Linked DNA regions of Mus musculus: all the other regions are linked to region 3. Evidence: chromatin loops called from intact Hi-C (ENCODE). Cell type or tissue: left cerebral cortex. All regions are shown on one strand. Links, peaks and the distances in the headings refer to the core of each region. The heading gives the core; the rest is flanking DNA. Region 1 overlaps St6galnac3 (ST6 (alpha-N-acetyl-neuraminyl-2,3-beta-galactosyl-1,3)-N-acetylgalactosaminide alpha-2,6-sialyltransferase 3). Region 2 overlaps St6galnac3 (ST6 (alpha-N-acetyl-neuraminyl-2,3-beta-galactosyl-1,3)-N-acetylgalactosaminide alpha-2,6-sialyltransferase 3). Region 3 holds the start of St6galnac5 (ST6 (alpha-N-acetyl-neuraminyl-2,3-beta-galactosyl-1,3)-N-acetylgalactosaminide alpha-2,6-sialyltransferase 5). Region 4 holds the start of Gm52620 (a long non-coding RNA gene). Region 5 overlaps St6galnac3 (ST6 (alpha-N-acetyl-neuraminyl-2,3-beta-galactosyl-1,3)-N-acetylgalactosaminide alpha-2,6-sialyltransferase 3).

The links. Hi-C counts contacts between places; a loop is a spot of excess contacts. Peaks named below come from ENCODE experiments on the same cell type or tissue, not always from the same donor. Only the 100,000 strongest peaks of a DNase experiment are listed, where the experiment ranks them.
Region 1: it touches region 3 in a loop (2.4-fold over the local background); 4 of 42 quality-filtered maps call a loop at or near these places.
Region 2: a loop joins it to region 3, with 3.0 times the contacts of the local background. A loop is called at or near these places in 2 of 42 quality-filtered maps.
Region 4: a loop joins it to region 3, with 4 times the contacts of the local background. A loop is called at or near these places in 5 of 42 quality-filtered maps.
Region 5: it touches region 3 in a loop (2.5-fold over the local background); 3 of 42 quality-filtered maps call a loop at or near these places.

What each region holds. Positions count from the first base shown.
Region 1 is chr3:153,232,964-153,237,963 of GRCm38, reverse strand. The region is part of intron 3 of St6galnac3 (ST6 (alpha-N-acetyl-neuraminyl-2,3-beta-galactosyl-1,3)-N-acetylgalactosaminide alpha-2,6-sialyltransferase 3); the gene reads left to right. Among named protein-coding and RNA genes, the nearest start is that of Gm33066, 11 kb to the right of the region's middle. In left cerebral cortex, for the core only: no CTCF peak of the experiment used is centred there; DNase peaks (open chromatin) are centred at 659, 1,009, 1,502 and 2,876; H3K27ac peaks cover 2,178 bases.
Region 2 is chr3:153,331,957-153,336,956 of GRCm38, reverse strand. All of the region lies in intron 3 of St6galnac3 (ST6 (alpha-N-acetyl-neuraminyl-2,3-beta-galactosyl-1,3)-N-acetylgalactosaminide alpha-2,6-sialyltransferase 3), which reads left to right. Among named protein-coding and RNA genes, the nearest start is that of 1700012D16Rik, 36 kb to the right of the region's middle. In left cerebral cortex, for the core only: a CTCF peak has its summit at 2,642; no DNase peak of the experiment used is centred there.
Region 3 is chr3:152,979,487-152,985,537 of GRCm38, reverse strand. It overlaps St6galnac5 (ST6 (alpha-N-acetyl-neuraminyl-2,3-beta-galactosyl-1,3)-N-acetylgalactosaminide alpha-2,6-sialyltransferase 5), which reads left to right and starts at 3,328. Exons shown (of 5, transcript NM_012028.5): 1 at 3,328-3,535; 2 at 4,238-4,480. The coding sequence starts at 3,521. Gm46830 (a long non-coding RNA gene) reads right to left here. Exons shown (of 4, transcript XR_003954686.1): 3 at 5,481-5,557. In left cerebral cortex, for the core only: CTCF peaks have their summits at 3,288 (motif pointing right), 4,027 and 4,890; DNase peaks (open chromatin) are centred at 4,253, 4,596, 4,853, 5,631 and 2 more places; H3K4me3 peaks cover 3,052 bases; H3K27ac peaks cover 2,541 bases.
Region 4 is chr3:153,074,874-153,080,948 of GRCm38, reverse strand. It overlaps Gm52620 (a long non-coding RNA gene), which reads right to left and starts at 2,678. Exons shown (of 2, transcript XR_003954593.1): 1 at 2,410-2,678. It overlaps Gm40182 (a long non-coding RNA gene), which reads right to left. Exons shown (of 3, transcript XR_867778.1): 3 at 5,735-6,075. In left cerebral cortex, for the core only: no CTCF peak of the experiment used is centred there; DNase peaks (open chromatin) are centred at 2,500 and 2,846; H3K27ac peaks cover 852 bases.
Region 5 is chr3:153,479,395-153,484,394 of GRCm38, reverse strand. All of the region lies in intron 2 of St6galnac3 (ST6 (alpha-N-acetyl-neuraminyl-2,3-beta-galactosyl-1,3)-N-acetylgalactosaminide alpha-2,6-sialyltransferase 3), which reads left to right. Among named protein-coding and RNA genes, the nearest start is that of Gm46831, 27 kb to the left of the region's middle. In left cerebral cortex, for the core only: no CTCF peak of the experiment used is centred there; DNase peaks (open chromatin) are centred at 2,124, 2,615 and 2,999; H3K4me3 peaks cover 347 bases; H3K27ac peaks cover 862 bases.

The DNA of each region.
Region 1 (5,000 bases), core at 1-5,000, 250 kb before region 3:
CAGGAAGACAGTCCCTAGGCTGTGCCTACATAAGCAGGCTAGCAAGAGAACCTGGACAAGTGTCCTGACAATGACTTGAAACTGTAACTCTAAAGGGAGTGAAGTGCAGTGAAGGCAAGATCCCCTGACTGCTCTGCACCCAGCGTGGTCTGAGAAGCAGCCACTTCCTGTGGCTGACATGAATCCAGGAGGGCTCAAGAGTGGCGGGCATGGAGAGTTGAATGTCCCCAGTTGTGTGACAGATGATCAAACGAACTCAAACAGGGATAACTGGGTGGGGGCCAGATGGGCATGATGATGACCGGGGACTGGATCCTACTTTGTCAGCCCCAAGAACAAATATGCAACCTTGCAGTGAGGGGTTGGGAGACTCTGGGTTGTAGTACACTGAAACAAAAGACCGTACACCGAGAGCATTTGCACTTGGGTCATTTAGATGACTGGAAATTTACGATAAAGTTAGGAAGCCTATGTTTTAGGTTGGTGCCTTGCTATGCTGGGATTCAGGCCTGCTGTAGCATTAACCAGGGACAGCCAAGCAGGGTTTGAGAAGCATGCAGGAGTGGCTGCTCTCCCAGACACGATGGCTCCATAGGTCTGTAGACTGCCCTACCCTGCACCATGAGGAGAAGCAGACTGGGCATGGGTTCCTGGCATCAAGACTTCCTCCAATCATCCTGGGCGTGGTGGGTGGCAGGAGAGCAAAGGGCTCTACTGTGAAGATATGTGTACGAGGTCCTTTTCTCGTCACTATGACCAAATTCTTGGCAAGAAGCAGCATGAGGGAGAAGTTTCCTGTGGCTCAGGGTGTGAGCAGACCCCCCCCCCCCATCTCGGTGGGGAAGGCATGATGGCAGGGACCCGGTACAGGTAGGAAGGAAGTCGCAGCTGTTCCTTGATCACATCTCTGTGGCTGAGCATGGAAAGGAGTGGAATTCCGGCTCCTCTCCATTTAGTTCCTCCTCTTCTGCTGTCCCTCCTCCTCCTTTTGCCCTGGATCATAAACACAGGGCCCTGTGCTTACTAGACAAGAATGGAGTCTGAGAGCCAAACCTGCCCTTCGGGTGTTTTCTATAAATACTCTAGAGTCCCATTCGTGGGGCTTCTGATCATGAAAGCTGTCCCTTCAAAATATGGTAAATTTATTTCTAAATACATTTAAAATTTTTAGCCTTCCAGGACAGAAGCATTACGTTTAGGGCTGTTATCAAATGTGTTCTCAATCAAGATGGTTCTTCAACACACAGGAGGCTTCTGGGAGGGCAAGGATCCCACGTTCTTCAACGCCCATTTCCATGCTTGCCCCCACTGCTTTTAGAACTCTGAGCTATGCCCAGGTACAGAGGAAGGACCTCAGCCCATGAGAGCTTGGAAATGTTTTGCAAAGTGTTGCTCACAGGTTCAGAATAGAAACAGATGGTGAGGTCTTGGGAAAGAAATATGAATTCTAATCCTATTGCAATCTTCCTGGATCAAAAACTGGTTTTGTATCTATTCTTGTCTGTTCAGTGATAGGGGGAAGCAATGCGCCATATCAAACCTCCACTAATCCTTCTGCCGATTGTGGCTGTACTCAGATTCCGCTTCACTTTATAGACAAGCACGGTCTCCACTGCTCATCCCTGCCATCCCTGCTTCACAAATTAAAAAACAAGTACTGCGCCCGTTAGATCCGCAAAAAAGGCCTCTTTTCACCGAGCGTTTATCGGAGGACCTGACGAGGAGGTTTCTCCAACTACACCGACACCTGCCCTCCGCCCCTTCTGCGCTCAGATGAACATTAATTCCAAAAAGAAAAAGTACGCTGTAGGCATCTCTCTATTTTTCCTTGGAGGAGAAACAACTTGATAGATCTGAAATATTTACTTCCCACAGTAATGCAGCTGCTTCTGCTTCCTCTGCCTCTGCCCTCCTCCCATGGCTGTGGGTTCATTGCACCTCTCCCCCTTGTGAATATTTTATGATTGTTTATTTCCAGACATTTGATAGAAGAAACACTATTAATACTTCTCATTTCTTTTTTCATTAGCTGTTCCCATTAAAATAAATTCCTTGGTAATTCTCTTCCGCATGCAAAGAACCGAAAGGTTTCTGTAAGATTTCTTGAAATTTTTAAGAAGCTTTTGTGTTTCTGCCAGTTGTAAAGGTAGTATTCCCGACATTTCATGTTGCAAAGGAGCTAAGTGTTCTGTAAAAAAAAAAAAAAAAAAAAATACCCTCATTCTAAAAGGAAGACTTACCTGAAATATCTTAGCAATTATAATAAAATAGGTTGCTTGATTATTTTATTGCTCCATCGTTTCTCATCGTTTCAGCTATTGCATATCAATGAGATCATGATCATTAAAATAGTTTTCAGAATTTACAATTTTACATCGTATATATTCTGTCTATTCTCTCATACTGGAAAACTTACCTAGTGGTAACAGAAATAACTTGCCATGAAAATGAATTCTGGAGCAAAGGTTAATTCTTAAGGTATATCTTATAGACTCAATTTCTACCTTCAAAATTCTTATCATTAAGTTATCATATGAGGCTGTCAGGTCTTTGGGAAAGAATTAGAATAGGATTAGGATTAGATGTACAATAAAGGAAGACAGCTCCGCCCCACCCCACCCCTGCCATGAGTGAGAGTAATGTCTTTGGAATGAAGAGAGAGCTTTCTTTATTCTTTTCCATCTCAGCATGGAAGGACACTACAAGATGTCAGCAGTGTGCACACTGAAGAAGAAAGCCCTTACTAAAGCACAGAGATCAGGCACATAGACCTCCAACCATAGATTTTTGAAAAATAAATGGCTGTTGTTCCTAAGACATGTTGCTACAGCAACCTGGGTATCAGACTGAGAGAAAACAGTCTAGAAACAAGATCGCTTTCTCCTGTCTCCAGTGACGTCATACCAGCCTTACTCCTGTCTGTATTCCAGCCACCTCTGGGTACACACAACTTGATTGGAACTGATAACACAGGATTGTTGCTCACCTTCCCTTGCTCCTTCCCCTCAAACAGTGTTGGCTCCCAGGACATGCCTATGCTTGCCTCAGCAAGTGTGTGAGGCGCTCCTGACCCCACGAGTGCTTCACTGTGCTGACTGAATCAGGCTGGGCCTGCCTTGAAGTGTCTGGCTGGGACATTGTAGAACACATCAAGGTTATTATAAAATAAATGCACCAAAGCAGTATTTTTGCCAGCCTTTAACTTATGAATATGGATTGGCTTTAATAATTAGATTAGAACACTACTTCAGAAGCCATTTATCTAATGTATTTTTCCAAATGCCATTTTGCTAAACACTTTCCTGAAAAGGGATGTCTACAAAATGCACACAGTGCACCATGGCTGGTACACACCCTACAGAGACGTCTCTGCCAGGTAAACAGAAGGTTCACGTTCCGCCTTGGATTCTTTTCCCATTTTATTTCCTAGTGTTCCTTAGGACATTACTAGAGCTCTAGGAAGACTTAAATGAGATGAGCAGGTAATTTAAAGGAAGTGTGGGTTATTTTATGATCAATAGAGAAATTGGGACATTGGGTCTTGGTTCCAAAGATGTAATTAAAGAGTAAAAGCATTTAAACCATTGGCTCAGGAAGCAATAGAAATTTTTTGCCAGAGTTTAAAGAGAATATTAAAAAGAGATGAAGTGCTGAGCGTGGTGGTGCACGCCTTTAATCCCAGCACTCGGGAGGCAGAGGCAGGTGGATTTCTGAGTTCGAGGCCAGCCTGATCTACAGAGTGAGTTCCAGGACAGCCAGGTCTACACAGAGAAATCCTTCGAGAGTGTGTGTGTGTGTGTGTGTGTGTGTGTGTGTGTGTGTGTGTGTGTGTGTGAGAGAGAGAGAGAGAGAGACAGAGAGAGAGACAGAGAGAGAGAGAGAGATTAAATCAGAAGGTAAAGAAAGCCTATTTACATGTGTGACAGTTCTACTATGGGCTAATGTAAAGTCCAGACAAGGTCGTGTTAATCCTTAAGATACTTTAACATGGGAGAGGTGTTCCCATCTGCAAAGACACTGCCTAAGATGGGTTCCTAGTCTTTCCTGTCAAGACCCCAGCAGTGAATCGATGGCCCAGCTGGCACTCAGGCCTGGCCATGACGAAGAACAGTTGAAGCCTGTCTCTCAAGGCTGTGAGGAAGACATACACAGATACTAGTGAGCTGGTGACAGCGTACTGCAAAGAGTGAGAAGTTGGGGGATGAGGGGCTTCAGAAAAGAGAAAAATAAGAAGAGGACCCTAGCTGCCTACAGACTGCAAGCTAAGGATTACTCAGAGTACAGGGAACAAGCCGAGAGGGAACAACCATCAGGGCCACTTGGATAGAGATGGAGACTGAACACTTCTGTGGGGAGGCAGAAATGCAAACGAGTTTGAATGAGGGAAGGGGTCACAGGCATGCATGTGTAGTGTATAGCCACATGTGAATGCACCCAGAATAAAGCCGTGACTGTCTGAGAGTGGATGAGGAAATGCACCCAAGCAGATGAATTTAAGGGACCAGGGAGGAGAAAAAACACAGAAATGAACCTGAGGTCTCCCCAGAGTGAACTTGAGATGCCACTAGTTTGCTTGTGAAGTCATTAAAGTAAAAGATTTTGAGTTGGAAGAAAAGCAAAAGGCAGCAATGTCCTTAAAATAAAAGACAATGTACATGGTGTGTATGTGTGTGTGTGTGTGTGTGTGTGTGTGTGTGTGTAAAACAGTGCACCATACACTGTGGAGTTGGACAGTGTATGCTAATTAAGACATCATCTTTAAAAAAAAATCTTTGATTTGGTATGAGATTATAGATGTATTTCTGAAAAAACAAGCCCCTGTGTACTAACCATAAAGGGATATGTTGCTACATATGCTTGCTTTTAGTCATTTTATTAATAACTTAACATCTTGATTTTTATTCTGAATTTAATCAGTTTTATTAATTGACTAAGTCTCACTTAAAATGTAAAATCTCAAAGAAAAGGTGGTTTTTTTTTTTTTTCAAAAAGACAAAGTC
Region 2 (5,000 bases), core at 1-5,000, 350 kb before region 3:
TAGAGTCAAGAGCTCAGGGGTACTGGTTAGTTCATAATGTTGTTCCACCTATAGGGTTGTAGATCCCTTTAGCTCCTTGGGTACTATCTCTAGCTTCTCCATTGGGGGCCCTGTGATCCATCCAATAGCTGACTGTGAGCATCCACTTCTGTGTTTGCTAGGCCCCGGCATAGTCTCACAAGAGAGAGCTATATCTGGGTCCTTTCAGCAAAATCTTGCTAGTGTGTGCAATGGTGTCAGCGTTTGGAAGCTGATTATGGGATGGATTCCCGGATATGGCAGTCTCTAGATGGTCCATCCTTTCGTCACAGCTCCAAACTTTGTCTCTGTAACTCCTTCCATGGGTGTTTTGTTCCCAATTCTAAGAAGGGGCAAAGTGTCCAGAGTTACTTTTTACCTTCAGCACAGTCTGATAAGGGCAGAATCCAGGCCCTTCTGTACTGTTAAACACTCACTTTTAAACCAATGAGCATCGCACAGAACTATGGGAAGGAAGAAGGATTAGAATGGATCTCAGCTTGCATGTTATGTATGTATGTATTTATTTATTTATATTACAGTGGCTCCTCCTCCCAGTCTCCCCCCCCCAATCACAGAGTCCCTCCCCCTTCTCTGCATGTTTTATAAATGACTGGGTGTTATCATTTATAAGCTGATTGTTCTTGGATAAATCATTTGACTTCATTGATGATCTCTCTCAGGAATGTGGTGGGAGGGACTACAAGATGAACAGGAAGTTAAACATCCAAAGTTCATTGCAGGAATCATTGTTACTGAATGTGTGGGCTGGCTCAGTGTCAACTTGACCCAAGCTAACGTCATCTGAGAGGAGGGAGACTCGAATGAGAAGATGCTTCCATAAAATGGGGCTGTAGGCAAGACTGTAGGGCATTTCCGTAAGTAGTGAGTAATGGGGGACCCAAGCCCACTGTGGGTGTGGCCATCTCTGGCCTGGTGGTCCTGGGTTCTTCTATAAGAAAGCAGGCTGAGCAGGCCATGGGGAGCAAGCCAGGAAGCAGCACCCCTCCATGGCTCCTGCCTCCAGGACCCTTTCCCATGTGAGTTCCTGTTCTTACTGCTTTCAACAATGAACAGGGATGTGAAGGTACAAGCTAAATGGACCCTCCCCTCCTCAAGGTGCTTTGGTCATGGTGTTTCATCACAGCTATAGTAACTCTGAGACAGTGAAGAACTTCAGAAATACAGGCTGATACCAGAGGAAACCCTTCAACCACATGTTCATTTTTCATCATCACGTGTGGCAACCTGGACAAAGCAGTTAGCGCTTCCAGGCCCCTGCTTCCTTGTGGAGTATAGGATAATGATCATGATGGTGATGATGGTGATGATGGTGGTGGTGATGATGGTGATGCTGATGGTAATGACAACAACTGACAGATTCCTTCTCCTCCTTGGTTTATGGCCTCTTATTCTTTAACACTTGATATCACTTCTAAATTAAAATTGCAGCAATTCCAATTAGACAGCTAGATCTGTTTTATGGCTGAAGTCTAAAGAGTAGCAAGTGGAAAGGTGTGAATGGTCCCTCCACTCATATAAAATAACCCACATAACATGCAGATAAGGGTTATTGGAGACCTAAGTACTGAGAAACAAAATGAAGGATTCTCCCAGTTGACTGTCAGAGCAGGTCTTCTGGGAGTTCAACAGGTCATGGCTTCTTTGGATTGCCTTTATTCACAGAGAATTGGTTGTTAGTAATGATGTGTCAGAGGTTTGACTGGAAGGCAGAGGGCGAAGGCGGTGTCCCAGGGTGGTTTGGTGTATCACCTGAGCCTTCTCCAGGCATTGTAGAACCTTCTGGTTATGTTTTAATACAGGATTAGACATTTTAATCTTTAATGATTGTTTTGGTTTGCTAGGATTATTATATTTCCGAGCTCTCTATAGAATGCAGGTTTACTTAAAGAGCTTCCAAAGGCTTTGTGGCAGGGCAGGAAGGGCATCTAGCACAAGCTTATGCTGTGACTCCCATATGCACTGGGCTTTCTGAGTCTATAGACACGGTCTGGGTGCCTCCCTCCCACCCACCCATTACCACTTTTCAGACCACCAATGGAGAAGCCATTCCTGTGGAGGGAGAGGTGTCATTAAGTTGGGTCCCAGCAGTGACTTTCTTAATGATGACTAGCCAAACTAATTGTATTGCTTTGTTTACCACTGGCTTAGGAGGCCCATCAAACAAATGGGCCGAGACTGTTTCCATATTCTTATCTGTCGAGCAAATGAGAAACAAATGACCCTTCCATATGTCTGTACCCAGAAGTCGCTGCCCTCCAAGGCTGGCTCATTTGTGGCTCAGGTGGGAGCCTTCCTTGTGACAGAGTGAGCCAGTCTGTAGGCTAACACTTCTTCATATGCATAAAGGAACTGGCAAGTTCAGTAGTCTTTACTTTATTTCTCATTTATTTGGGTGGTGATTCATTTTTAAAGTGTACAATTTGGATCATTGCCAAAGGGGCCAGATGGTCTGCCTTCTTTGGGAGACCTGTCCATGATTGTTAATAAGCCTTATTTGGGATTCTCAGAGGAGTCATCTCTGGAATAGTTGGAGATAAGTGAATTCAAATAAAGGGGTTCTGCATTCTTGGCCAGGAGTGGCGCATAACTGTGGGCAGCCTGTGTGGGGAGCTGTTAGTCTTGAGGAGCCTTCCCAGCCTGCCAATCCACAAACCAAGAAGAAAGAGGCCTAGAAGTTGGTGAAACAAGGGATACAAAGAGGCGAAGAGTTAGAAAGAGCTAAGGACAGGGCAGTACAGTAGTTCCCTCTTATCTGAAGGGGAAAGTCCACACCCCTCAGTGAGAATGAGGCTGGGCTCAGTGCTCAGCTGTCCTTCAGAGGCCATGGGGACTTAGGATCCCTGTATAAACTGCAGATGTGCTGTGCCATAGAATTTGGAGGTAGCCTCTGCACATGCTCCATACACTGCAGAGCCTCTGCATGCTGTATACACTGCAGATCATCTCTACCTTACACCACAAGATACAATGTAACTGTTGATGTGTAGCCTCTGAATGCAGTATACACTGCAGATCATCTCTACCTTACACCACAAGATACAATGTAACTGTTGATGTGTAGCCTCTGAATGCAGTATACACTGCAGATCATCTCTACCTTACCACAAGATACAATGTAACTGTTGATGTGTAGCCTCTGAATGCAGTATACACTGCAGATCATCTCTACCTTACACCACAAGATACAATGTAACTGTTGATGTGTAGCCTCTGAATGCAGTATACACTGCAGATCATCTCTACCTTACACCACAAGATACAATGTAACTGTTGATGTGTAGCCTCTGAATGCAGTATACACTGCAGATCATCTCTACCTTACTCCACAAGATACAATCTAACTGTTGATGTGTAGCCTCTGAATGCAGTATACACTGCAGATCATCTCTACCTTACACCACAAGATACAATGTAACTGTTGATGTGTAGCCTCTGAATGCAGTATACACTGCAGATCATCTCTACCTTACCACAAGATACAATGTAACTGTTGATGTGTAGCCTCTGAATGCAGTATACACTGCAGATCATCTCTACCTTACCACAAGATACAATGTAACTGTTGATGTATAGCCTCTGCATGCTGTATACACTGCAGATCAACTATTCCTTACTCCACAAGATACAATGTAACTGTTGATGCGTGACTCTCAGGGAAAGATGAGAATGTTCTGGAAAGATGTCTGCTGCAAACAGGAGGGAGATCACTGAACAGTAGATTGGAGGGTTGGTCTGTGACTGTTCACCTTCACTGGGGTCACAGAACAAAGTAAGGTTTATCATCAAACGATGTAGAGATTCCAATCTGCTTCAAGCAGGATATGGAAAAATATTATATTATCCAATGTGGTGGTTTCATTACAAACAGATCTAACCAACAGAAGCAATACATATTGGAATTACAAATGGAATTATCAAATGACTAATTCACATTTAATTTGTTAATCTGATTACACATTCACATTTAAGATTACACACCATGTAACATTGTATAAAGATATGACAGAAGAAGAAGAAGCTAAAACCACAACTTTACTAAACCAAGGTGATCCTTAACAACAATGCAAACACCTGTCCTTATGCCCACAGAGAAGTGCAGTCCTCATGCCCACAGAGAAGTGTAGTCCTCACCCCATCCAGGAAACTTCATCTTGCAACAGTTGGAGATCATTATAGGAAACTACATCCAGTCAAATTTCAGAATTGTGGAGCTTTATCCAAATCTACAAAACATTCCCACACCTAAGGCTCAGTAACACGAGAGGAGCCAGTGAGAAGATTGTAGGAGCCAGAAGACTAGCAGCTTTGCTGTGAGACTCTGTTTTCTAGTGATGTCTGAAGCCACACTCATAAAATCTCACCAACACCACCACCTTAATGTGAGCTGAACAGGACTACAACAACAGACAAGACAAAGTAGATGGAGGAAACCCACAAGGATTCAACCCTGCGGAAAGCAAGTCAGGCAACTAAGGCTGAGGGCCATAGAAATAGCCTTCCCCAAGAAAGAGCCCACGGATGGGTCATGTGATACCAAATAGTCCTCCCTGAAAACCTGTATGAGTAACGTCATACAAATGAAGCAGGCTACTTTATGAATGTTTATGTATTTACATGTGCATATATGCATACAATAACAATTAGTGAAAAGAAGGGTCATAAATTTGAAAGGAGGGGTACAGGAGAGGCCTTGAAGGGATGAACATTATGCAATTATATTATCTCAAAAAGAGCAGAAAAAAATATACATCTCAAAAAAAATCTACATTTGGCATGTCTTGAATCAGTATTCCTTAGACATTTGGGGCAGCCCTCTGGTGAATCTGTCATACACACACCCTGGAGCGGATTTCTGGGGGTGTCTCACAGATAGTCAGGGTCCACTGCACTTTCGGTTACTTGAGCTGCACAGTCAGTTCTGGGCTGACTTAGGATGGTTTCACTAGACTTTTACCCCA
Region 3 (6,051 bases), core at 1,052-6,051:
GAACCTACATGTACACATATACATACATATGAACATACATGCACACACCCACATATGAACATATATGTATGTACACTCACATACACATATGAGCATATATGCATACAAAGCCACATATTAACATACATGCATACACACACTCACACCCACATATGAGCATATAAGCACACCCACACACTCACACCCATATATGAACATATACACATACACTCACACACATATGAGCATATATACATACACTCTCATATGAGCATACATTTGCACATACACTCATACCCACATATGAACATACATGCACACAAACACACTCACACACTTATGAACATACAAGCACATCCACATATGAACATACATGTGTGTGCACACACACATATACACACACAATGAAAGGACCTTTTCCTGAGGAACCACAGTAGAGCTTGTGGGCAGACTTCAATGTGTCTTTCTTTCTCCTCTAGTATCTCTGTGTTCTTTGAGGCCCTGTGCAAAGCTAACATTCCCTCCAAATTTCAGATTCCTTGTCACCTAGGACATGCCTTGTTTCAACAATTCTCAGCTTATTTTTATCACAGAAACTACATTTTGCAACACTCAATTTCTTTTCCATTCTCTTTTTTTCAGAAATAGGAATCAATTTGATTGAATGTGATAGCAGAAGAGGTAGAAATGTAGCAATGTTTTAAATGGTGAGAAATTTGTCTCAGCTACCTGGGTTTAAGAGGCAAATTGTGACTTGTCCCACTCTGGATTGAAGTGTCCAAGCTAGACAAACCAGACATTTCCACTGACTTGTCTACCTGTCTTTTCTCCTCCAAGTCCATCAAATACTTAGGAATTTGCCTATTTTACATTCACTGTGGCTAGTCAGATCAATAACTGAAAGGTACATACATGTACAAGGTTACCCTTGAAATCTCAAACCTCTTGGATTATTTTTTTAAAGATAGGATCTCACTGTGTAGTCTTGACTTGACATGCAGACTAGGCTAGCCTCAGACACAGAGATCCACTTGTCGGTGCAACGTAAGGGTTGCCATGAAAAGCACACCCCTCAGATCTTAATGAAGTAGGAGGCAAAGCTAAGAAACAAATCTGCACATTGGTTGCTCCCTATCACCTAAAAGTCCACGCCTGAATATTGACTGCTGTTCCCTTGAAACTGCAAGCCTAGGCCCCAGTACCTAGCACACAGTAGGTGCATAACAAAGTAGATACTTGTTAAACATATGTTGAATCGATAGAACTCCTCCATTGTCTGTTCATTAAATTCACTATACACATACTCAGAAAGAGAGAGAGAGACAGAGATACAAAGAGAGAGACAGAGAGACAGAGTTCTGAGTCCTTAAAGGAAAACGTTTATGCTTAATTCTCTCTCTTTCCACCACCATGTTTCCTAAACAGAACTATCGAGTGACAGGTGACTACCACATAATCGTCAAGTTGAATTGTCTCCCATTCCTTATCTCCTCCACCTTCATCTGGCCCTACCTTGTCCTTTTGACTCCCAAGCCAGAATCCCTCCAAGAGTCTTACCATCCCAATCAACTATCAGAAAGCCAGATACCTTAAAGTTCTTTCAATCAAGCTCAGAACTAAAAATTTAAATGTACTCATTTTGTAAGTAATTTTGTGACCAGCTAACTGCCATCCCAGGAGGAGGGAAAAATCATAAGCTTAATGAGTCTGGTCAGACACACCGTGTAACAGATGTCCAATGTGCCGCCATGAGCTTAAGTCATAAATACGATGTCTCTCTTTGGCAGCGCAGAATATATGAGAAGTGTTTTATCGGTTGCTGGGCAGCTTGCTAGACGGAGGAGAACAATCTGAGGAAGGCAGGGGCTTCGTCTGGCTGCATCTCGAAAGCCGTGTTGGAGAAACACAGATAATCTGCTTGCAATGATTCATCAAGTTGGTCCTTTGTTTCATTAATTTGAGTGTCAAGTGCAGCCATACAATAAAGAATTGCCAAGACCCGATAAGATTCTCCTCTGCCTGCTGCCTTGCCTGTCCAGACAACGGGCACTATTCATGCCCACAGCACACATTGAATAAATAGCTAACCGCACTGCTGGCAGTATCGGATAGTATTTCCAATTTTTGTGTTTTCCTCGAAAGGCTCCATGGTGTGTGCTTCTGTCTCCTGGATGCTCATTACTGAACCAATAATTTTAACTTTGTTAATAGAGTTTGGACATGGGCCTCATACGTTAAAAATAGTCCCCGTTGTGCCATCCATCCAGCGGTAGATTAGAGAAGATTAAAGGGGGAGTTGCAAGGGCTCTCACTGTGCCTGCCCATGGTTCAGGTGGCCTGCTGATCGTTCTTAATGTGATCTTCAACCTCACACGGCTACATGTACAGTGTTAAGAGAGACATTAAGACGACTATGTTCACTGAATAATGTCACGTGGCTGAAATACGTTTTCAGCTAAATTAGAGGTTTAACAAATGCTTGCTCTAATTAGATGTAGGGACAAGAGCATACTTAGAGCAGGCTACTGATCTGAACTCAGCACTGAACAATGATCCAGCTTTTAACTGGAATCCAGGTCCTGATTGTGAAAGTATACGCCACCAGTGCCCCAGACAGCAGGAGGGACGAATCACAGCCTTCAGGATCCTAGGATGCGAGATCACTTTTTATCTTCAACAGCTAATATTTCTTCACTGACATTAGGAAGACTCTACAGTTCACGGTTAATCACATGAATGGGATGCACCGAGTGTTTCCAAAACTTTAAAATCATTTAAATGAGCACCAGGGACTTCGCAGGTTGAGTAGAAATATAAATTGTGTTCTTGGGAGCAAATGATGAATGAAGCCATTTGCATGGAAGGGTACGGTCCAAGGGAAGCAGGAGACTAATGATTTGTCAAAGCAGAATTAGGGAGGGAAAGGACATTTGAAAACAACTAGAAATTATTACAGCGGCGTAATTTTTAAGGAAAACAATCCCATGATCACATTTGCCAGGCTGTAAACACAAATGCAAATTTAAAGAGATCGATTGACATTTGGGAGGCTAACTTGTTTCTTTATTAAAATCACAAACCTGAAAATTTAGTAAATTTTCAAATGGCTACCGTGTTCAGGATCAAACTGGATTCTGCGTCCTTTTAACTTGACAGCCCCATTCAAAGATAATAAATCTTCAAACTAAGGAATGGGTGCACCTTTATGGTAACAGTCTTGCCCCAGAAATTCCACTTCACTGAGAAGATGGTTTGGGGGTTGGGAGGGGGACTGCAGAGGACTCTAGGACCCAGCAGGCGGCGGCAGGCGGCAGTGTGTGGATCGCTAAGACTCGGAGGGTCCGGCTCAGTTTTAATTCTCCTCTAATCTCTGCAACAGCAGCGCTTCCCGGTCCCGCGGCTCCTGCTCCCGCTCAGCTGCCGTCACTGCCAGGTGAGCATCTGAGCAGCCTCCGCCCCATCACCCACCATGGACAACCTCCAAGAAAAAGTGGCTCCGGACGCGCTTGCCTGAGAATTCCGCACAAAAGAGGAGCCCAAAATGAAGACCCTGATGGTGAGTCTGTTGTTCCAACTCTGCCAAGCAGAGGCAAAGACCCCTGGGATTCTGGGTCTCCTAGACCGTTGGGGAAGCCTCTCCGGGTATCTATCTCTGTGCCAAGAGGTCACCTGTCATTGGTGACAACTTTCTACCTGGCTTGGAATCCGGGATGGGCGCTAGGGATGCCTGGGCTCCTGGATCTTTAGCGAGTGATCCAAGGGGCGACTGGAGAGCAGAGGAGCAGGCTGACCTCTCCAGGGATGGAGGGTGTCCCACTGTGACCGCTGGGCACAAACTCAGAGGGGCGGGGAGGAAGCACCATCTTTGACTTTCTTGGTTTTCTTGTCGGATTTCAAACTTAGCGGGGATCTCTGCAGGAAGCCTCAGGGGGGCGAGAAGAGAGGGTGTTTGGAGGGCTGGAATCCGAGCAGCTTAGGTGGAGTCTAGATCCTCCTTCCCAAAGTACCCTGGGCGGACGCGCTCACCCTTGCACTGGTCACCGCGCGCCACCTGCCCTCCACTGTGAGACGCGGGCTGTGAGCAGCGATGCAGGAGCATCCCTGACGGGTGCGCAAGACCGTGTCACCTCTGCTCTCTGGCTGCTGGGAAGGCTGGGGCGGATGCTCCGGACTTGTGCTTGGTGCCAATAAGGAGCCAAGCTTCCCTGGTGCACCCTGAGCCACTGTCTTCTGCTCTCTCTCCCCCGCCCGCCTGCAGCGCCATGGTCTGGCAGTGTGTTTAGTGCTCACTACCATGTGCACCAGCTTGTTGCTCGTGTACAGCAGCCTCGGCAGCCAGAAGGAGCGGCCCCCGCAGCAGCAGCAGCAGCAGCAGCAGCAGCAGCAGGCGGCAACCGCGACTGGCAGCACGCAGCTTGTGGAGAGCAGTCCCCAGCCACGTAGAACCGCCCCCGCAGGACCCCGGCAGCTCGAAGGATACCTCGGTGTAGCAGACCACAAGGTGACAGCTTGTGCGCCGTCCTTCCCACCCGCCGCTCAGCCTGGGCACTCTGTACCCCTGATCCTTCCTCCTTCCTGGGGTAGTGAGCCACCAGAGCAGCTGTTAGTTTGGGGGAGCAGGAAGGTGGTACACCAGTTAGGGCAGGAAGGGCTGCATGCTAGTTGTGACTTTCTATTCCAAGAAGGATGCAAAGTTTATCAGGGAATAGGAATGATGTGAGTGGATCCTGAACCCCATCGGTCCTGGTCTAGAATCCGGACACCCGGTAATAGCAGCTGCAGATGGATGTTCAGTTTCTGGAGCCTGGTATTTTCCAGCCAAGCCCTGCGGGGTTGGGGGGGGGGGTGCGGAGTAGGAGGAAAGCAGAATTTTGCAGGGACTAGCCCCAAGGTTCTTCCTGCACCACCAGAGGGGAGAAGAGAGAGCCTCCACCAGGGCTCAGTTCCACAGGTTCTCCTCTGATCTCTGCTGGGGACTGCTCTGGGCTGAAAGGCCCCAGTCCCTGGGGAGCCCAGCTCTGGCAGGCATGGAGGGCTGGAAACACACTCAGCTCCCTTTGGCTTAAAAGCCTGTTTTCCTTTGCCTCCCAGGAAGCAACTGCGTGGCTTGGCTAATAATTAATAAGCTGGGTTGTTTTTTTTTTTTTTTTCATTTAAATTGAACCTCCTTTCCTTAGACTAATAAATAAATCTCTGGTTTCAGCGTAGGAAGCCTCTGGGAAAAACCTAATCAGGTTTCCTGATTCCAAAGATGTTTTAATACAATTTAAATGCATCTCTGATTATTTGAAATTGCCAGTGTGTTTTTATTAAAACACACTTTCCCTCCCTGTCTAGAAGATGGCTTGAAACCTCTCAGCTCTTTTACTTTGTATCTTACTGCATTTTATGAATGTGAACCAACAGTAGTATTTGCAGATGTTCCTCCTGTGTGAGATGATAGCTCTTGTCACACATGAGTAAGTCAGACTTTAAGTGACAATCAAAATATTGCAACTCACCTGTACTGTGTAGAATGCTAAAGATGGGAGACGCCAAAGGGATTGCATGCAGGGCTCAGCTTTCCCATCCTTGGATGCTGGAAGAAAACAGGGCATGTCCTGAGACATGTAGCAAGGTTCACTGATAGACAGACATGTGCAGTCGGCACTAGTACATACATTGCTGCGGGGCTCACCAAGGAGGGGGCTCACATTCTCCGGAAGAAGCAAGGGATATTTCTTTGAAAATGTGGAAGTTGTACTAGAGAGACTTCAGAGAGGTGAACAGGAGGAGGCTGTCTGAGGAGGAAGCCCTCTGGAGTGGGCTGTAAATGCCAGCGCCCAGGCCTAACAGTCACAGCCTCTGTTTGCTCTCTTGGTTGTTGATTGGTTACATACTTGGAATCTGCATGTGCAAGCTGCTGATAAGGGCTGTGGTTGTGAGGAAGTTTACGCCTGGTGTCTGGCTGGGGATGGCGGTGTGTGTGGGTCACTGGCGTGAGACGAACAGAGTGCAGCCCTGGATTTTCACACTCGTTGTTTAGTAGGGACCCGCCTCAAATTCTGGAAGTATTTGTGAATAAAAAAAATG
Region 4 (6,075 bases), core at 467-5,466, 96 kb before region 3:
CTTAGTGTCTCATGCTCTTCCCTTGGCAGCTCGAAAGTCTCATGAATTCCCAATGGCATCTTGTATTTAGTTGTTCATGGAAGCAAACCCTTTATGACTGTAAATATCTGTTTGTATTTGTTACTTCTCTACTGCTGTGATAAAACACCATAACCAAGGCAGCTTATAAAAGGAAGATCCCATTTGAGCTTATAGCTCCGGAGGGATCAGAGTCCATCATGGCAGGGAATCGTAGCAAGTAACAGACATGGCGGTAGGAAAGGCTGAGAGCTCAAATCTCAACACAAACAGGAAGCCAGCTGAAAGCACAATGGGAATGACCTCTGGGTCTACCTCCAATGACACACTTCCTCCAACAAGACTTACTAATCCTCCTGAAACAGCACAACCTACTGGAGACCAAGCATGCAAATGCCAGAGCCCACAGGGTCATTCTCTTTCAAACTACCACACAGCCTCACCAGGCTGGTTTGGAATTCCTTGAATGTCAGATGATACTGTTTGCTCCTGAGTTCACACAGCATGGTAGTGTACTAATACTGCTGGTGGCAGTGAACCTTTACATATGCAATAGCAGAGTATACCTATGTGTTGACATAGGAAATATTGATAAGAATGTGGACAGCTGTATCATTTGTAGCATCCTTACAATATATTCAGTAACCTCTGTTTATAAGCTGCAACGCCAAGAGAAAAAGTCATGCCACAGAGACTTGATGAAGCATGTCATAACTCACACGCCATCTTAAAACATATATTAAAATGATAGCTTTGGGGACACACACATATATCATGAGCTCTGCTGGTTTCAGAAGGCTGCTGTAACCAAGTCTCACAATGGGGTGGCTTCCCCAACAGAAACTGACTATCGTGCAGCCCTGTTGACTGATGTGTCAGCAGGATTAGTTCTCTCTGAGGCTGTGAGGAGAAAGAATGAAGGAAACTGAGAGCCAGATGAACAAACACTCTGTGATCAAATGATGGATGCACTTGCAGCCTGGCTCAAGTCCTCAGACCTCTGATTATCACCCTCTCCTTTCCCAATGTGTAGGAGGAAAATGGGGGAAATGGGACATACAAAGATCAATTGCGCCTATATTCTTATGGTTAGGCACTATGTCAATTACTTTTCTCATCACTGTATCAAAAATCCTTAATGGGGGAGGGGCAGTGCAAGCAAAAGGGCTTCTTTAGGGCGTTCTGGTTTCAGAGGGATTAAGAGTGTGGTGGAATGACTCCTTCCACAGAGACAGTGTGAGGCAAAGGCTTGTTCACATGTATGCAGGTGACAGAGGATGTCGGCTGGGGTTGGGGGAAAGTATAACCTTTAATGGCTTGCCTTTAGTGACCTAATTCCTCCTAAATCCCACCTCCTAAAAGCCCCACAGTCTTCAAAGTAGCCCCCCTCACTCAGGAGCTGGGGTTCATGACAGGAGCCTGTAGAGGACATTACAGACTCAAATCACACAAGGTATGGAGTCAAGCGAGCAGAAGCACTCAGATGTCTACCACCCTCCATTCTGTTGACAAAACAACTGTTTGAAGAACTTAAATACCAAATGTGGACACATAGAGATTCGTGACTAGTATAATTATAGTGACACTCATCAAAGGAATTTGGCCTAGGGCAGTGGACAGCCTTGAATAATTACAATGATTGCATATTCTCTATATCAAATGTATATATACAGTAAACTGAAAGGATCTACGAAAGCTGGGTGTGGTATGGGTCATTTCCAGAGTGAGGGGATCTATTCAGCCTGCCCAATCTGCAGTTACTTCCTCTGTTCAGAAATGGCCTCTCGGTCCGTAGAAGTGGATCTTCTCAGCAAACGTATGCTAGATACCTAGTTGTCACTGAGGTATTCCGGGGCAGACAAGGGACCAGGACTGTGAAGAGCCCAGCTCATCAGCTAAGTGATTTCTAAGATCTGGAGTTAGGTGCTGTGTATAAGCACCTTGCTCTTCTTGGATAGGAAATCTAGACACAGGAGAGGCAGATAGACATTAAAAAAGGTAAAAATAGAGAAAGATATCATAGATAGATGGATAGATAGATAGATAGATAGATAGATAGATAGATAGATAGATAGATAGATAGATGATAGATAGATAAATGGATAGTTAGATGGTAGACAGATGGTAGATGGTAGAGAGATAGATGGAGACTACCTGTGTTCATATCCATGGTGGGTTTTGGAAAAGGTCCCTGTATTCTCAATCATGCCTTGTCTTTGTGTGAGGTCAAGTTAGTTCCTGTATGTGTAACCGCAGGGACCTGACTAATATAGCTCAGCAGATGGCAGGAACAAAGCACAGAAGAGAAAGGAGATGAATTTCTCAGCTAACAGGTGGCAGGGAGGGTGCGTGTGCCTGGTCCCATCCCTCCAACTTTGCCCACACACTTACCTCTACGGCCCACTCGGGAGACACATTTCCAGCTTTCTTTTTCTTTTTCTTCTACTTTTTCTTCAATGCAGAGTGAGAAACAAATGAAAGAAACAAAACATTCTAAATGATTAGTCTCTGCCAATGGAGCTGGACAGCCTCCAGCTTCCCACATAGTCACCGTCAAGCAGCTGTCCCCAAGAGCGCAGGAGGAACTGCTAAGCCGGGGAGAATTCTGCTTTGGGAGCAAGCACACGCTGGTCCCAGAAACAGAGAGGTAGAACAGTCAAGGACACAGAAAGCGGTTTTATACCAGGAAGTTTGAATGCAAAGGTTAAGCAGACCAACGAGCGGCCAGTGTGGGGCGGAGCCCACAAAAACCTCCTTTAATCTCAGGAAGAACTGAATTACTATTAAATGAGTTGATACAATTTACAGCTAAGGAAGAGGAAATACAAACTCACTTACTGGCATGTTTCCATGTCTACCAGGTGCCCATGCTGACAACAGTTCTCCCTTAAACAGACTGCACCATTTGGAAAGAATTTCATTAAATCCAGCTAGGGCCCGACCATGCCTTCTCTAGTACCTGGGTGCTTCATCTAGCCATGCCTTCTCTAACTTTCCTCCACAGTAAATAGACTGATGGCTGGTTTAGGGTTGGCTGTAAACGTGTGCTCCATGCATGGATTATGTTAAGTCAGACATACTGTGGGACTGGTCAAAACTGGAACTGCAGCTTGGGAACACCCTCATGACCATTGAGTCCCTCCCCCCCCCCCCCATGCAACCCAGAGGCTCCTCTTTCCACACTGCTCTTGAACACACCAGCATTGCTTCCTTCAGAAGACCTGTGAGCACTGGGCGAGCTGGGCAGCAGAGCTCTTGCCCAGTACGCCTGAGCCTTGAGATTCCACAGCCCCTAGCACCACACAAAAGGCACTAAGAACTGGTAAGGGGCTCGAAGACAGAGGAATGGCTATGTGCAACAGCTCGCTTCTGACGAACACAGAGCTACATTTCTGATGGACGACTGGCTGTATTCTATCAGGAAAAGGGACCCCAATAAGCACAAAGGGCTAACGGGGTTCGTAGCTAAGACGACAGGCAGTAATTTCAAAATGGTACTCTGCATGATTGATCCGCTTTCAGGAGGCCTTCCATGGCAGGGCTCTGAGAGGTCTTTTATCATTATCTCTTTCCTCTGCCCTGAGTTTTTCTGCGAGGACTCTGCGCAACTCTCTCTCTAAGCCTGGCTCCTATGTCACTTTCAACTCCCCTTCAGGGCTCAGTGAGCCCCAGTTCAATCTCCTGGGAGCACAGACTTCTTGGTCTTGCTGCTTTCCTTCTCCAGCATAATCCTGTCATGATCTTTATGTCCTCATACGTACCTGAGGCCTGTCCTTGTGATTACTAATTCCACCCCATCTCTCTGCAGTAAATTGAGCTGAGAGCCATTGAAAGTACAGGCTCTGAAAGTACTCTACCAGTGAGATATGCCCCACACCTCTTCTCTTTGGTTTCAACAATTTTGCCTTCCAAATTTTCTTTCTGCTGTGCACTTTAGCTTGGTTTGGATAGTGGAGGTCCTCAGCTGACCTTTCTTTCTCTTTCCAGCTCTACTGCAACAATTCTGACTCTGATGTAGTAAGGATGCTGCCAGTGGTCTAAAGGACATTTCATTCATTTCGAGAAAAGGGTGAAGGGGAAAGTTCCCCTTGCGTGGTATTTTCTTCCCACACCATCATAACAGGAGTCAGGAGACCAGCATTTTGCAAAATCTTTCAGAGCAATATTATTTCTAAGGATTAAACCTAAAGGGAATTCAAAGTCAGCCATAAACAGCGAAGTTAAAAGGCTTGTTAAGTCTCTCCTGCTCTGATGTACTTGAGTCCTAGCTTGCAAGGAAGCTTCTGATGTATAAAGAGGCACGGGGGGATCTCAGAAAATACAAACTTTTAGTCAGGCGATGAGCTTCAATTTCTATTTATCAGATGTTCTGCCCTGGTGATCTGACGTTCTTAGTATGTATGGGGATAGCAAGCATGTGCCAATCTGTCCAGCTAAAACCAAGGTTGGAATTTAGGGCAACTAAAGCCTTTCCGCCTTCATCATCCCCTCTGACTGCTTGGAATTGGACAAGTCTGAGAACTGACATGCCATTCAGTATCAGCGGATGGAAGACAGAAGGAGCCACAATGGAAAGGAAGAAAAGGAAAGTGGAAAGATGTGACTCCCCAAATCTCTGCTTCCCTTTAAAACTCAGCTGCTACCTTGTCAGAAATACCCCACTATGTGTGTTTTTAAAGATTCTGTGTTTCCTTTATCTAACCGAAGTTCCACCAGGGCTGGGGGAGATGGCTCTGTGGGTATAGGACTTGCTATATGAGATGGAGACTTGACTTAGAGTCCTCAGAATCCATGTAACATTGGGTGTAGTAGCACAGACATGTAATCCCACCTGTCCTACAGGGAGATGGGAGGGAGAGACAGGCGAGCCCCTGCAGGGACTCACGCCAGCGGGCCCAGCATATGTAGTGACCATAAAAGCTAAATATCATTCCTCTAAAGTGTAGAAAACAACGACTGATGCTCAAGCTACCCAGAGTCTTGTATCAGTTACACAACTGAGTTTATAATTAAATAAAAATTAAATGTTTAGGGTTTTTTTTTAATTAATAAAGCAAAGATTTAGAGCTTGACTTCATTCTCTTAAGATGTTGAAGGAAGCCAAACACAAAATTGATCATAACTGAAATATTGAAGCAAGCCCCATTCCTTCACAGGAGTGGCTGGAGACTGCACGTGGACTGTAGTTTGACATGGTAATCCTAATTTTTTTCATATCACTATAATTAAGCCTTACCCTTACAGGTTATGTATGACAATATATTTGCAACAGAGTGAGACATAAGAGCCCTGGGAAGCCATAAGATGCCCAATAAAGGTGGCATCAACACCTCTAGTAACCAAGAATGTTTATAAGGCTTAGAAATCCAAAGACACTATGAACATCAGGTATGTAACATGTAGCATGTTTCCTCAGGGCATCTCAATAAAGGTTTTCAAAGAAAGAACATCCATTGAATACAAAATCAATGAATCCAGCAAGGCTTATTAAGTTCCTTTAGGACTTTAAGCACCCATACTGGAAGAGACATTACAGCATTTAAATGTGTCTGAGGTGGTCTTCCAACGTTGTAACAAAGTGTCAGTCTTCCAACATTGTAACAAAGTGTCAGAGTCTTCCAACGTTGCAACAAAGTGTCAGAGTCTGGTTACTGTACAAAGGAAGATGTTTATTTAACTTACAGCTTTAGAGAGTACTAGCCTAAGTGTTGGTCTTTCTGCTTGGATGGGAAGGTGCCTTAGGACACAGAAGCCCAGGAACCACACAGCTCTAAGGGCAGACTGTATCCCAATAGGAGGGCGCACTGAGACACAGGGGTCCAGAAACCATGTAACTCTTAGCAGAAGCCTCCTCAGCCAGCAGAGGTGGTGTAGCTGCCAGGGGAGGGGATCACTAGCTGAGCTGAGGAGCTCAGGAGCTTCAGCCTGGCTTCTCCTCTCCCCTTCTTCCCGTCCTCCTTTCTCCTTCATTGCTTCTTGTCTTCATCTAACGAGATAATCACACCATGCAGCAAATCTCATAAAAGAGATTTATTGGGAGGGTTTAGGGTGTCGAGG
Region 5 (5,000 bases), core at 1-5,000, 500 kb before region 3:
TATCCAATCCATCCATCCATCCATCCATCCATCCATCCATCCATCCATCCGAGGTATGGTAGCCACTAGATGCCAGACACTGAGCTAGGAGCCAAGCTAGGGGACAAGACCTGTATTGAGCCTCCTGGAACTCGTTGATGTAATAGAAGCCAGTAAACATGTGAGTGAATCACACACAAGTGGTGAAGTGTTGTAGAGGATGCTGACATGGTGTTATGGTAGAGAAGCACATACAAGTTGCAGAAAGGTCTGGTTTGGAATCATGTTGCTTATGGAGAAGCCCTCCACCATCACGTTTCTGAATGTGCATTTCCTGTCTCCTCCCCTCCCTGCCTGTATCCACATCCTTTGTGCCCGAATCATTACTCTACGCCCTGAGTTGTTGCTGACACCTGACACAGGTTTTCATTTACTTGGCCATCTGCCTTAGTCCATTTGTGTCTCTATCATGAGATATCTGAGGATGCCAGCAAACCGTGACGTTTACTCTGCTCACCATTCTGATGGCTGTGGGGTCTGATCAGCACAATGCAGACACCTAGAATGACATGCCAGAGGAGGACAAAGGATGTCTGCTGAGGGCAGAATGGCCATGCTTGTGGAACATGTCTGCTTCACATGACCACAAGCCTTGCCCCCTCTGCACTCCCTCCTCTCTTCCTAACACTCTCCCTGCCATGGGGTGGCTGTCATTCTAGAGCATCTTCTAACAAGCCTACTGAAAGATCACCTGATTGTTAGCCAATGGGATTTCATCTGCCTTACTCTTTACCATTGGTTCCAGTCCAGAGCCTGCGAAGTTTAGATGCTACCAACATGCAGAGAACCAAGATGCAAGTGACTGTCGTCCAGCCACAAGGAAAGGACTTCTAACAGGCATGGGGTTGCTTACTCTAGAGCATTATGCTCTCTGGATATGTAGCTTGAAGATCATATTCATCCACCCTTCCTGTCTGTCCATTTATCCATCTGCTCAGCTCTGGCAGCCTTTTCCGTTGTCTATTAAACTAACTTAATTGTCCTATTGATTCCTCTTAACTGATTCTAGTGTGTCTTTGACATATGCCCCTATGCATTTGTTTAAGAATAATTTTAAGAATATAGATGTGTGTATATTTTCCTATGCCCATAAGTATGGAGGGGGAGGGAGGAGAGAAGAGAGAAGTAAAAAACAGAACACATTTGGCTTAGACTTCTTTAAATGAGCTTAGAATACTTAAAGTCACCAACTGTTGTCAAAATAATCTAACTGAAAACCTTTTTTATGATATATTATTGACTCTCTCATGTAATTTATAGAGTATTATGTTAAAAAGAAATGACAAGGGCCAGGGAGATGGCTTGGTCAGGTGCTTGTCTGTACAATCATGAAGACCTGCATGTCTGTCCCCAGCACCTGCTCAGAAAACCCTAGAACTGACTAGTTCAGAGAGGGATAGTGTCCTGGAATGAGAGAGACAGACAGACAGACACAGAGACAGACAGAGAGAGACAGAGAGACACAAAAAGCACAGCACCATAAAGGACAACTCCCAACCTCGACCTCTGGTCTCCTTGCATACATAACCCAACACGCCCACAGTGCCTAATGGATTATAATGTGTGCTTGAGTTTTATTTGAGAAGCCCCATAATGAGATTGAAACTTAGAGATCTGTAAACATTGGATTTGAATACACGCTACCAGTTGTACAATGAGAAAACCCCCTTCTCCCATTGGTGCTCAAAATCTATGCTCTAGAAACTCAGAGAGAACTTGCCATGAAGAGAATTTTATTCTTAGAGCATCCTGCCAATTAAAATAGCCCATACAGAGTACGCTTGGAAAGTGGCCTCCGCCATTTATTTTCTAAGATTCCACATTGACAGGGATAACTTATTATTTAGCCGTGACTGGTCTGGTCTAGTTTTATTGCCTCACGCACTTGCTGACCCTATTGATTTACCCTGAAAGTCTAATTTAGTCCGGGAGACCACCTGTGATTTCTGTACATTTCACATGCGGAAGAGCATCGTTCTCAGCAACTTGTTCTCTCTGATTTCCTTCGCACATGAGAGTTGATGTAGAAAAGACAGCTGAGCAGAGCCTGGCAGCCTTTCAAAAGCACGCAGCCAAGTCTCCATTTACTCACTCTAATTTGAAGCTCTGTATGCCGGGTGTAGCCACCCCTCTCCCAAACCACGTGAGACTGAGATCTCCCGAGACACAGCGAGGCTGCAGAAATTGAAATTACCTTGGCGTGATAGATTTTTCTAATCTTCTTTCTTTCCTGAAAACCAAGAATTTTGAAACTGCTGGTGCCAGTTTTATGCAGCCCAAGCAGATGAGGATGATGCACATAGATGGAGAGGTGGTTTGAGAGTGAGATTGGGCTCTGAGGTCTCGGGAGCTTTGTGTGCAGAAGTTTCTGTCTAGTCAGGCTTCCGTGGAATGTGTCTGTGTTGTGCTTCGTGTACTAACCCATGCCTCAAACTAACAAAGAGCCTTCCTCTCTGTTACACAATACTTGGGTCTTCTGAAAAATACGCTAGACCATATGGTTGATGTGTCCATCAAAGTAGCTGCTTTAAAACAGAAATGTCATAGTCAAAGCCAAAGATGTTTTGAGCTTCTCTTTATAAATTTTTACAAAAGAAACAAATGTGCATGTGGCAGAGCGTGCAAGAGTGAAGAGCAAGTGGAGGAGAAGCGCTCTGTTCTCTCCCAATAAAACCTCCAGACCTTGAATGTCTTTTTAAAGAAGAGAATCCAGTCTTGGGCAGTTACTTAGATTTCATTACATAAGTCAGATACCACTGGGGGGCCTTGCACTGGAGACTAACAAGGGATCTAACCTAAATGCGCCTTGGGGAAGGGTAGAATTCCTGTAGGATGCTCAGCAATGTATGTCAGTATAGTGTATGCCAGATCCACTGTGCAAAGATGGCGAGTCAGATGCCTCAGTGACCTGGGGACAACCCATTTTTAAGATTCCTTTAATGGTGATGTGTTTTCCCTATCATGTCCCTTTGGCATGTCCCACCTCCCCCTTGCTTTCTCCGGGGCTGCTTTTTGTGTTTGAGACTCTTGAAGAAGTGAAACCCCACAGGGGCGGAGAGTGGCCGTCAGGGTAAAGACAACATAGAAGACCTTCAGGGAGATACCTGCTAATCTGGGTTAGTGTCTGCAGATAAGGGCACATGATGTTCCCTCCTGTGCATGGAGATATGTGCAAGGTCCACAGCTGAGATCTGCAGTTACTGAGACCTGAAGCTGAAGACTTTCTGAACACTGCCGTGTGCTATGGGTTTTTTTTCCTGCATGTCCTGCATCATTGCTGCATAGAGCAGAGGTCCTCTGTCCTTCCGTGCTTGGTTCACCTTGTCTCCGTAGCATTTCTGCTCTTGAACATTGGCAGTTGTACCGATGGAAACCTGAAGCTGACGCTATAACTTCTTCAGCCGTTCCTGTGATAGCATCTTGGCAATGTTAAGGGAGGGAGGATACATTTTGGATAATCATGTTTGGAAGCTACAGTCAGCATGATGCAGGCATGGTGGTGGTGAGGACAGCTCCAGCTGTGGGGGCAGGACCGTGAGGCAGCTGGTCACATGGCATCCAGAGTCAGGAAGCAGAGAGATTAACTGGCTTCCTCTTTTCCTTTTGATCCAGGCTTTGACTCAGCATAAGGAATGATACCACTCACATTTAGGGCGAGTCTTCCATGTCCCAATAGGCCTCTCTAAAAGCACCCTCAAAGACAGTCTCAGAGGTGTGTCTCCTGGGTGACTGTAAATCCAGTCAAACTGATAATGAAGATTAGCCATTATATACCATAATACCTTGACAGTTGGCCTGCTGGGTGACTGACAAGAGGGTAGCAAATATAACACAGACAGAAAAATAACTTTATGACTCAGATCCTTGGAGGGGCCAGGCCAGATAAGGTGAGATTTCTCTACATTATGTAGAACTGTACACCATTTAGGAAAGGAGAACTGTTTATGGTGCTCACAGTTTAATGATTTTATACACATTTGGATGGAGGTAACAGTGGGTGCCAAAGGGGGACTGTTTCTGTGTTTTCATGTTCTTTGGTTTAATTGATTTTCGATGTTGTTGATGCCCCTGTGTAAAAAGAAGAGGCCTGGGCTCATAATCTGACCTTTCTTTTCCTTCTCAAAACCACATGATTGCATCACAGCTTGGACGTTTCTGCAGTTTTGAGTTGTAGGTTTTAGTGATAAACTTAGCTGCCAGTCTCTGGTCCCTCACTCTGAGCAGCTCTTCTCCATCCTCAGCTCAGGACCTTCCCTTTCTGCCCTCTCACCTTTGAGGCTGCTAATGTCCTAACCTAGAATCATACTTAATGTTTATATATAAGCGTTATATAGAGCATGATTACAGAAACTGAAAAATGGCAAACTGGATTGATGCAGTTTTGATCTGGTAGGATTTGAATGTGAACTAAATAGTATACAGGAGTGTTTAATTTTAAAGATTGTATTTTATTTTCATTCATGTGTATACGTTAGTATGTGTACTTGTGAGAGATGGTGCCCCTAGGGTTCAGAAGAAGGCATCAGACCCCTGGGGCTGGAGTTACAGGTGGTTGTGGATGCTGGGAACTGAACTTGTATCCTCTGTAGAAAGCACTTCTAACTGTTGAGTGTCACTCTAGCTCCATAGAAATGTTTTATTCTTAAATTTTCTGTTTGTGGTACATATTATGAAAGATCATGGGTTCTGCAATGTATTTTGAAATACTTTAACACATACGCGTGTATAGAATTGCTAAGTGATAGACTATATAAAAATGTTAAATGTTATATTACACTAGTGAGTGTAGGGATAGGGATACAATATATATCTTCTTATCCATTTCATCTGGTACTGGCTTAAAGTTTTTCAAGATAAAAACTAACAATAATAAAAAGGCCATGCCTGTGATTCCAGCATGTGAGAGGTGGAGGCAGAGAGATTGGAATTTGAAGATCATCCTGGGCTTTGTAATGAGTTCC